Regions from separate parts of the Homo sapiens genome. Here region 2 is linked to region 1. The links are chromatin contacts, found by Hi-C or POLR2A ChIA-PET in ENCODE. All regions are on one chromosome and are shown on one strand. The core of a region is the stretch at or near the end of the contact, and the rest is flanking DNA. Distances in the headings are between cores, read along the strand shown. Region 1 has its middle 350 kb from the start of NR2F2-AS1. Region 2 has its middle 410 kb from the start of LINC00924.

Region 1 (5,284 bases), core at 1,806-4,305:
TCTTCTCATATTCTTTGGCCATAAGTCAGTCATATGACCACATCTAACTGCAAGGGAGGCAAGGAAATGTGGTTTATCCATATGACCCAGAAGTAGGGAAGGATAGATTTTTGTGGGCAACTAGCAATCTTCATCCAACTGATTTGTTAAATGTCTTTGTAGCTGTAAACTGACTCTCCATGCCTGGGCCCTGAAGCTTCATGGCCATAAGATTTCATGCTTCGTGTTAAGAAAGAATATCTGTCTACGTGCAAATGAATAAACTGTCTGATATCAAATAATCTTCTGTCTTTAGCCTTTCTTATCTTCCTTTAAAAATGATCATAAACTTTCCTACTTAAACTGTCAGGCTTTATTTTCCTCCTATATGAGGAAAAGTTCCTGTACATTAACTTCATCTTATTTCTTTGTTTAATTAGACAGTCTCTATTTGGCATAACCCAAGCCTGATTTAAATTTCTTTTTTTTCCCTCATCTATTGTCTCTCTTATGGCCTTTTGTAGAAACTGTACTAATTTAGTGAATCTTTTATCTTGATCAGCCTCATCAAGCAAAGAAGTTACTTTTTTTTTTTTGGAAGTGTTTGTGAAAATTCTTTTGTATAGCTACTTCCTCTTAGGGGTTGGTCTTTTGTGCTTCTTACTTAATTCCATGGCTGTCAGTTCTAACTAAGGATGCTCCCAGTAGTGATGCTGGTGTAAGAGACAGTGTCTGCTTCTTTGGAACAAATGAATTTTAAAGATCCTCGTGGAGCACCTTAATGTCCCTCTGCTCAATCTCTTAAGAACCCACTTTTGTATCTATTAAATCTATCAACAGCCCTGGTGTTTGCGGGGGACAGGCTCTGTTTTCTTGATAAATTCATGAACACACTTTATTGTTTGGCTTTTTCTTAATCTTAGGTATAGATTTTCCTAGAAAAAAAAACCTAGGATGGTTCTGCCTACCTCCTCCTTGCAAGACAGAAGTATCATCAGCGTGCTGTTTTCAGTTTTATTGGTAGATCTCTCACAATGTGCTCTAATCTTTGAAACTGGGAAGGGAAAAGGAACCTCCCTGCTGAATTCCCCTCACAGCCCCTCTGCTGCGGGGCCCTGAGGCTCTGGAACCAGGCAGGGGTCGGGGGAGCGCAGTCTTTAGCTGTGCTCCTGCCCACTCATTACTTCCTCTATGAACCACAGCAGAGTTATGCTTGGACAATTTGCCCTGTTGTTCTCCACTCTTCATTGCCTTTTGCACCAGTCAGAACAAAACGCTGAGTCTCCCATGGATCAGAAAGAAGGGGAAAAAGGGGGCTTATCCATTCTCACCCATACACACCACACACACACACACATACACACCACGCACACACACACGAAAATATAATGCCTGTTTTCAAGCACCAGTTATGTACTAAGCACTTTGTATATACTGTATGCAAATTTCTCTTCATCCTTATAAACTAGCTGTTAGTTATTATCTCCTTTGTGCTCATTTGATCACTGAGCTTCAAGGGCCATACAAGCAGGCTCAGCTGACCTGACAGGACCTTGGGCAGAGAGGGCTGTCAAGAAGGTCCCCAATTCAGCCTTCTGCTGCCTTCTACATCTTGCAGCACATTTGCCCCTTTGAGATAACTGAAATTTTTTGAGCCTTCTGCTACTTGAGAAGATATGCTCCCTGGAGTTTCTATCCTTTGCAAAATCCTGGGCAACCTTGTCCGTTCTTCTGTCTCCCAAATCTGGACCTAGAATCCCTAACATCTCACCTAAGCTCGTGATGGGCATATCCAGGGACTTCTAAATTCATCTTCTGGCTATTCATGAAGAGTTAGCATCCTCTTTGCCCCACTCCACCCGCAACACACATATACATTCTTTATCTGCTATTATTCCCTGACATTTAAGACAGAAACCAGGAGTCACCCTCAGTTCATCTCTCCCCTCTAGTCTCCCATCTAACTGATCAGTGTGTCTTGCAGGACTGACGAGGGCAAAGCTGGGCCTCAGTGCTCCCGATACTCAGGCCCCAGTGGCCTCTTTTTGGAACAATTGTTTTGGACTCTTTCACTGACTCCTCTGCCTTAGGTCTCACTGGCTTTGATCCCGCTTTTCTATGGTGGCCAGAGGGACCTTTCTAAGATGCAGAACTAACCAGACCACTCTCTAAACAGAAAATTAAGAAACCCTGCAGAGAGCAAGTCCAGGCCCAGTCCTGCAGCATTGAGGCCTGCCTCCTCTCCGTCGCACTTTTATCTTGCAGTCTGATCTCCAAGCCCCACTCCCTTTGGAATATGCTAGGGGCTCAAGTGGTGTGAATGTCCCCAACCTCCAGGCTGCTGGTCTAGTTGTATGAGATACTCTCATTGCGTACAGTGCCCATATCCTTACAGTTAAAGCCTGTTTAAGACAACCCTGCCTTTCCTGCCATAACCTCACACTGACTAGAGACACACGCAAATGGGCAGGCATGCGTGCCCCCCACCCTGCCAAACACAAGGCAAGCCAGGCGTGCTTCTCTTTAACCATTATAAAGATGAATTTGTCTGCCCTCTCTTTCTTTGAAGAAGTCATCTCCTTGAGGACAGGCATTGTGTCTCTCTTCCAGTTGTCTCCAGCCCCTTGCCCAGGCACCTCCAGGATCATATTTGTTGCGTGGTTGATTTGTCCACTGCCAGATGTTCAGGAGCATGTGTTTCTTTGTGGAAGCTCTGCACTGCCACAGCCTACTGTGGTGCAGAGTCAGTGACTAATAAATGCTGGAATGAGGAGAAGTCATCCCGGCCTCCTCACTTCTCCTTCTTCACAGAAGGACTTCGCTGGCTATTCAAGTCCTGCCCTTCCTCCAGCAGAAACGTTCCTCTCTAATCGCTCTGTTGCAGATAGGTTTTTCTCAGCAGCTGGATGGTTCTGGCTATCTTGAGTCAATTTTCATTCTTGCAACACAGAGGATTTTTGAAAACACTTTCAGAACTTGGGAGCAGCGAGAAGCAGACAGTGCATGATTGCATTGGGACTCAAGAGCAAACCTCAGCTTCCTGGCTGTGGCCATGTGCCAGGCACTGGCGCTAGTGAAGACAGAAAAGTCTTTTGAAGTGCTGCAGATTTAAACCAGGGAATCAGTTAACATCTCCCCAAGCAGCCAGTAGTGGGAACAAGAAGTGTATTTGATAATGGAGAGATGCTGGGAGAATGGCTGAGTCTGTGCTTCCCTTGTGATAAAGGATGCTACAGAGCAGAAATTAAAACGAGAGGACTAGGGGGTGGCAAAGCTGCTCTCATTACAAGAGCGGCAGGCATGGGGTTATTGTGTAGGAAGAAATCGGGCATGAGATTGGAGGGCCTTATGAAGGCTTGCACGGGTATTTCCTTGTTGGTACTTGTGATGGAAATCCAGTTGCTAGCAGAGTTGTAATAGAAAGTGCCTCTCCTGGATTCCTTGATTCCTCGTGATGAATTTTTAGGTAACCGTGAGGAAGAGAGCAGGCAGCACCAGCCCTGAGGGATGGGCACCCCTTTGCTTATGTTCTTCAATTTCATCATACTTTCCTTTCACAGTATCAGTACTGTTCGTGTGCGTGCGTCCATACAGGCAGCAGTGGAAAACGGAAAGCGTATGGACTTCAAGTTTGAATTCACACCAGAGTTGAAATACAGTTCTTTCTCATATGTGCAACACTAAACAAATTGTTTCACTTCTTTGAAGCTAAATGTCCTACTATGTTAAATAGAAAAACTATTACTGAACTCATAGGGTTATGATAAAGATAAAACAATATATTATGAATGCTCTCAGCTCTGGCCAAACTTGTCAACTGTAAATCTGAAGTTTTCATCATATGTTATTTGTATTTAGAATGCTTGGAGTTCTTAAACATCTTTCTAGCCTCTTTTCATCTGAATACAGGTACATTAAAAAAAAATACTGCCAGGGCCAGGCGCGATGGCTGACTCCTGTAATCCCGGCACTTTGGGAGGCCGAGGTGGGTGGATCACCTGAGGTCAGGAGTTCGAGACCAGCCTGGCCAACATGGGGAAACCCCGTCTGTACTAAAAATACAAAAATTAGCCACACGTGGTAGTTGGCGCCTGTAGTCTCAGCTACTCGGGAAGCTGAGGCAGGAGAATCGCTTGAACCTGGGAGACGGAGGTTGCATTGAGCCGAGATCGCGCCACTACACTCCAGCCTGGGTGACAAGAGCAAAACTCCATCTCAAAAAAAAAAAAAAAAAACGAGCAAAAAAACCCCAACAAACTGCCAGGTGTCCATGATTTACAACCAGAGATTACCACGAAGCCTTTTTATAACAGCCCAAGCAAATCAAATCCAATGTGATCATATTAAAATAAAATAATACATTTGTAGTATGGCCCAATAAGCTATCAGAGTGATGGAAACACTCCACAGATCTATTAGCTGTTGATTATTAGAATTATTAGTAAGTGGTTTAATGCATTAATGTAAAATTAAAACCATTTTCTTTATTTTTGGAGGGAAAATTTGACCAAAAAACCTATGAGGAAGTGTTCCATTACCATTTTGTACCAGCCTAACTGAAATGTCACTGCCTATGTCCACTGATTAAACAAATGCTGAAATGGAAGTAAGCAGTTTTCTTCTAATGATGTAGAAATTCCCCCCACGAATCCAGGTGTCACTGCCTAAAGATCAAGTGACTAATTGCAGTGGATACTAGTGGGCCAGGACCATAGCCTAGAAACGTCATGCTGCCAGGGCTCACATGACCTTAAGGGAAAGACCCAAGACTGTCACCAATAAGACTCACATGTTTGCAGATCTTAATGGAAAAACCATGTTCTAAACTAATTAATTCCCTGTTTGTATAATACAGTCACACTTAGCGTACTGTGTGCTCTTTGTAATCTAATTTCTGTTGAATTGCTTTTTACAATCTGCTCAAAATGTGTTTATAACAGAGAATCATTATAAGAATAACTTCTTTTCCCTTTCAGCTTTCCTCTGTTTCTCTCTCTCCTTCCTTCCCCCTTCCTTCCCTCCCTCCTCCCTTTCCTTCCCTTTTTTTCCTTTCCCTTCCCTTCGCTTCCTTCTTCCTTCTTTCCATATCTCCTCCCTACTCCTTCCTTCCTTCCTTCCTTCCATTTTTCTTTCTTTCTCAACTTTAAAATGTGCTTCCCTTTGTTAAATAGATCAAATGAGTTCAGGAATCCAAATTTCTTCCTTGTTCTTTTTATTTTCTCCTTAGTCGTCTTCTTTTGCTTATTGCTTTATGGAGAAAGGTAACTTCTTTTCTTTCAAGAGATTACTAAGTGGTCAATACATA
Region 2 (5,284 bases), core at 1,986-4,485, 130 kb after region 1:
CTAATTGTGGAAATCTTAAATGGTAATTAAGTCCTCACATTGTGGCTCTGGAAAGTTCAGCCAAATATAAGGGGATGACTTATATACAGCCTGTACCCAGCAAAATAATACATCTTCCTACAGTCATGGTTATGCAATTGATCTCTGTGCAGTTATTTAGAGGAGTGGATTTCAAACTTAGCTGATCACAAATCACCTGCTTAAAAATAGGCAAAGAGGTTGAATGGGTATTTCTCAAAAGAAGACATACTCATGATCAACAAATACAAGAAAAAGTGCTCAACATCACTACTCATCAGATTATCTAAGTGCACATTAAAAGCAGGGTGAGACGCCACCTCATTCCAGTTCAAATAGCTATTATAAAAAAGATGAAAGATAACAAGTGTTGGAGAGAATGTGGAGAAAAGGGAACACTTATATACTGTTGGTGGGAATGTAAGTTACTATAGTCATTACAGAAAACGGTTTGGAGGTTCTGAAAAAATTAAAAGTAGAACTACTGTATGATCCAATAATCTTACTTCTGGGTAAATATCTAAAGGATATGAAATCAGTATGTTGAAGAGATATCAGCACCCCATGTTTATTGCAGCAGTATTTACAACAGCCAAGATCATGGAATCAACGTAAGTATCTATCAGTGAATGAACGGTTGAAGAAAATGTGACATATAACCACAGTGAAATGTTACCCAGTCATGAGAAAAAATAAAATCCTGTCATTGTCAACAACATGGATGGAACTGGAGGACATTGTGTTAAGGGAAATAAGCCAGGCAAAGAAAGACAAATACTGCATGATCTCACTTCTAGGTGGAATCTAAAAAAGTGTAACTTCGAAGCAGAGAATAGAATGGTGATTACCAGGGGCTGGGATGGGGGTGGTAGGAGATTGGAGATATATTTGGTCAGAAAGACACAAAATTTCAGTTAGATAGGAGGAATAATTTCAAGAGATATATTGTAGAGCATGTTGACTGTAGTTAATAATGTACCATATTGCGTTTTTTGAAAAACAGTAAATTTTAAGTGTTCTCACCACAAAAAATAAGCAAGTAAGATAACACATATGTTAATTACCTAGGTTTAGCCATTCCACAGGTATACATATTTCAAAACCTCTTTTTGCACACCATTAATGTGTGCTTTAGTATAATTAATAAATTAATTTCAAAAAGAATCACCTGGATAATGTATAAAGTACATAAATTCTCTAGAAAAATCCACAGATATAATTATTTAATAAAAATGGGATCTGGCCCAGAAATATGCATGTTTTAGAAATGAGCAAGTGTTTCTGATGATCAGCCAAGTTTGAGAAGTCCTGAGTTAGATGCCATCGAAGAAGCAAGGGAACATAACCTTCAGTGTTTGGGTGTTTGTACATAAAATCTTAAGAACCTAGATGAAAGCAATGGAAAGTCATAATAGAAATTAGGAAGAGGTATCATCTCTGGGCTGCCTTGTCCAGTAATAGAGATTCTGAGCATAAATAATTTCTTTATTCTCTCAGCTTATATTTTTTAATACTATTATCTAGAAAACAGTATCTCCAGTATTTAGTCAATGCCCTGATCACTTCCTCGCCGCCAACAACAACAACAAAACGAAACAGATAAGGAGCAAAAAGGGAAGGAAAGAAAAAGCAAGGAAGCGAGAGCATTTCTATTCATTAACATATTTTCTAAGCAAATGGAAATATTCCTATTTTTAATTTTGTATCTTACTAAAGTCAATTTAATGCAAGAAATGTGGCGTTAGCAAAGCCTAATATAAGGCCATTTTTAAAAAGTTTTGATAAGACGATATGAATCAAATTTTTTTCCAAACCCGCACTATGTTGGAGAGCATAGCTTGTTCCTTAGTTCTTCTTTGAATTTCTTAAAATGGTGAAAGAGAAGCCGGGCGCAGTGGCTCACACCTGTAATGCAAGCACTTTGGGAGGCCGAGGCAGGTGGATCACCTGAGGTCAGGAGTTAGAGACCAGCCTCACCAACATCGAGAAACCCTGTCTCTACTAAAAATACAAAATTAGCTGGGTGTGGTGGCACATGCCTGTAATTCCAGCTACTAGGCAGGCTGAGGTAGGAGAATCATTTGAACCCGGGAGGTGGAGGTTGTGGTGAACCAAGATCGCGCCATTGCACTCCAGCCTGGGCAATAAGAGCAAAACAAACAAACAAACAAAAAAAAAAAAAGAAAGAGAGAGAGAGAGACAGAAAGAAAAAGAAAAAGAGAAAGAAAAGAAAGAAAAAGAAAGAGAAAGAAAGAAAAGAAAGAAAGAAGGAAGGAAGGAAAGAAAGAAAGAGAAAGAAGGAAGGAAGGAAAGAAAGAAAGAGAGGAGACAGAAAGAAAAAGAGAGAGAAAGAGAAAGAAAGAAAAGAAAGAAAAAGAAAGAAAGAGAAAAAGAAAAACAAGGGAGGAAGGAAAGAAAGAAAAAAGAAAGAAGGAAGGAAAGAAAGAAAGAAAGAAAAAGAGAGAGAGAAAGAAAGAAGGAAGGAAGGAAAGAAAGAAAAAAAGAAAAAGAAAGAGAAAGAAAAAGAAAGAAAAGGTGAAAGAGAATCACAACAATTAATTCTTGGACGACCTGTAAATTGGTGGATTCCAAACTGCAAAATCAGGTCCTGGTCCAAGCAGTGTGGCTCCCTTGGGGCTCCTCGTGGGAACTGTCTTAGGGCTTCTTTCACGCTGGGGCCTGAACAGTCAGCTGAATCAGCCTCCTGCATTTTGTGCCCCACAGTGACATTCTCAAACCCTACCTTTCCTGTAGGCTACTGAAGACTCTCTAAATGACTGCAGGTAAAATACCCACCACTCACAGATTAAAAGTCAAAACCAGAACATTATATATAGAAAAAATAGAGCAATAAAGAATCTCAAGCCTTCTAGGTAATTTAGGCAGCTGTCATAGCTTCCAACCCCTCCGTCCCCATTCTACCATGATGGGTTTGTCTTAAAGGAGACATATATACATAATTTATTATTAAAAATTAAATCACCAATATTTTTCTAAATTACAAGCAAGAAAATTCTGAATAGTTCATCAAAATCCTCTTGACCAAACTCATTGCAGTGGGGGAAAAGCACACACTTTTTTTCTTGTTTTGTGAAATGTGACCCTGAAAACTGAAACCTAAGGGAGGATTCGTACGTGTGTGTTGAAGAGTGTTTATATTTCTCTCTCTCTCTCCTGAACAGTGTCCCATTACACAACCCCGAAGCCTGGTGTTGTGTTCTTGTTCCTATTTATTCTATCCTAGTGAGGGAGACCTTTCTGTCCCTCCTCTCTTCCCTTCTCCCTGTGGTTCCCAGAGAGGAACGTGAGTTTTCAAAGTGTCAGAACAGCATCAGTGCTGATGTATAGGCCACAGTTGTTTCTCTCAAAAGGCCTTCAGAGCCCTCCCTTCTCCTCTGTTCCCTTCAAGTTGGGAATGATTCATCAGCTGGCCTTTAGCAAGAAAAGAGGCCAGCCTAGGGTCTCGGGCCTTTGACCTCTGTGAAGAGAAAGGTCACACTGAGAGCAACTGTGCAAGCTCCAAAGCTGGAGACACAGGCATAGAAACCCGAGGCGGAGGCGCCGGGCGAAACGGAGGGGGATGGTGGGAAAGAGTGGGAGTTTAGAAAAGTTAAGAGTATATTTCTAAGAGACTCAGTGGATCAGCTGACAACCGGGGTCAAGGGTCATATTTATGCTTGATTCCCTGAGCATGTTACAGTAACATCTGCTTGTTAAGAGTCTTTAGGGAGCCGGCCTGGGGACCAAGTGCTTCTGACCTCCTTCCACAAAAGGGGACAGGCTAAGAGATTAGGGGTTCCTATTAACGTCTGTGTTTGACTTAACGACTCTCCCCGCCCTCTCCTGGGTGTGATTTGTCAGCTTCACCCCATTTCATTTTATAATCTTGCTAAATATTTAAATGAGCCCCATGGTTGTCAGTGGAGCAGCATCTGAAACTGCAGAAAAGAAAATTAGATTTCTATGGGGAAAAATCTTAGTGAGAAGTATAGAATGAGAAAGATTAAGAGAGGAAGAACAAACCCAGGAACTGCTTTGTGTGGTAGAATGGAGTCATTTCACAAAAACTTGTCAACTTTTCACATCGCCAACAGAATAAAAAGTCAGTTGTAACTGTGTAACAAACTTCCTAACAAGAGAGACAATTTGATCATTCAGTCGTCAGGAGATTATAACTTGATGTGGTGTTTTGCCTCAGTCATTGATGTCCTAAACTCAACACGAGGACAGAACTCACCATCCACGGGAGGTTGAGCGGTGAACATTGATTTCACTCTTTTATTGACCTTTTTTTGTTTGAGTCACTTTTATGCTCTTTATGATCCTTTAAAAGTCTTAGGTTTTATTTTCTCCTGTCACCAAAGACAGGAGAAAATAAACAGATTTATAAATAAAGATAAGTACATTTTAAATGTGTAAAATGCCCTATTTCCAATGTCTCTGGCCAAATTAATAATTAATGAAATCATAAAGTAGTTACTGGAAAATGGGGGTGAAACAACAAAAAATGCACTAAGCTGCTAAATTCTTTTTATTTTTTTAAAAATTATTTTGTGAGTACATAGTTGGTGTGTATATGTATGGGGTACATGAGATATTTTAATGTAGGAATGCAGTAAATAATAACCACATCATGAAAAATGGGGTATCATCCCCTCAAGCACTTACCCTTTGTGTTACAAGCAATCCAATTATACTCTTTAACTTATAACATATACAATTATTATTGACTGTAGTTACCCTGTTGTGCTATCAAATACTAGGTTTTATTCATCTTTTCTATTGTTTTCTTACCCATTAACAATCCTCACTTGCCCCCAAATCCCCAAACCCCCACTACTTTTTTTTATTTCCCAGAAGAACATTTGTGTGTCTACTGGCATCTAAAACACACATTTTGCATTGGTTACAATTACTCAGGTTATGTGTTTCCATTTCCCATAAATTTTGCATGGAAGTTTCTGGAAGGACTCAGCTGGGTTTTATAAAATCCCTTGGTGCCACTGCCAGCTTTTATTTCAGAAGCATACATACTTGATGCCTTAACCACTAGCATGACTTTTTGTTTTAACCTAAGGCCTCCCATAGAGGAATAAAACCTGTGAGTGGGGGAAGAAGCTTAGAAAATAGAGGATATTATTTTTAGCTAGAAAAAAAGTAAAAATAATCGAGTGATATCACGTAACACCCGCTCTTCTGGGTTCCATGCATAACAAAGTTCATGCAGTCTAACTTTCCATGTAACTGCATGAAAACAATCTGTTTG

What was found. Hi-C counts contacts between places; a loop is a spot of excess contacts on that map. ChIA-PET counts read pairs that join two places held with the same protein, here RNA polymerase II (POLR2A). Pooled maps may share reads with other maps.
Region 2: a map with no recorded cell type shows a loop between it and region 1 (9-fold over the local background). The contact joins two enhancer-like sites. A Hi-C loop is called at or near these places in 6 of 37 single-sample maps with no recorded cell type and 4 of 50 pooled maps. POLR2A ChIA-PET finds 5 or more read pairs at or near these places in 1 of 52 experiments (A673).

What each region holds. Positions count from the first base shown.
Region 1 is chr15:95,969,947-95,975,230 of GRCh38, reverse strand. No RefSeq gene overlaps it. Among named protein-coding and RNA genes, the nearest start is that of NR2F2-AS1, 350 kb to the left of the region's middle. Within about 2 kb of position 3,055, at least 4 of the 41 ENCODE cell types and tissues checked have a DNase peak (open chromatin) inside an H3K27ac peak, as active enhancers do.
Region 2 is chr15:95,844,347-95,849,630 of GRCh38, reverse strand. No RefSeq gene overlaps it. Among named protein-coding and RNA genes, the nearest start is that of LINC00924, 410 kb to the right of the region's middle. Within about 2 kb of position 3,235, at least 10 of the 41 ENCODE cell types and tissues checked have a DNase peak (open chromatin) inside an H3K27ac peak, as active enhancers do.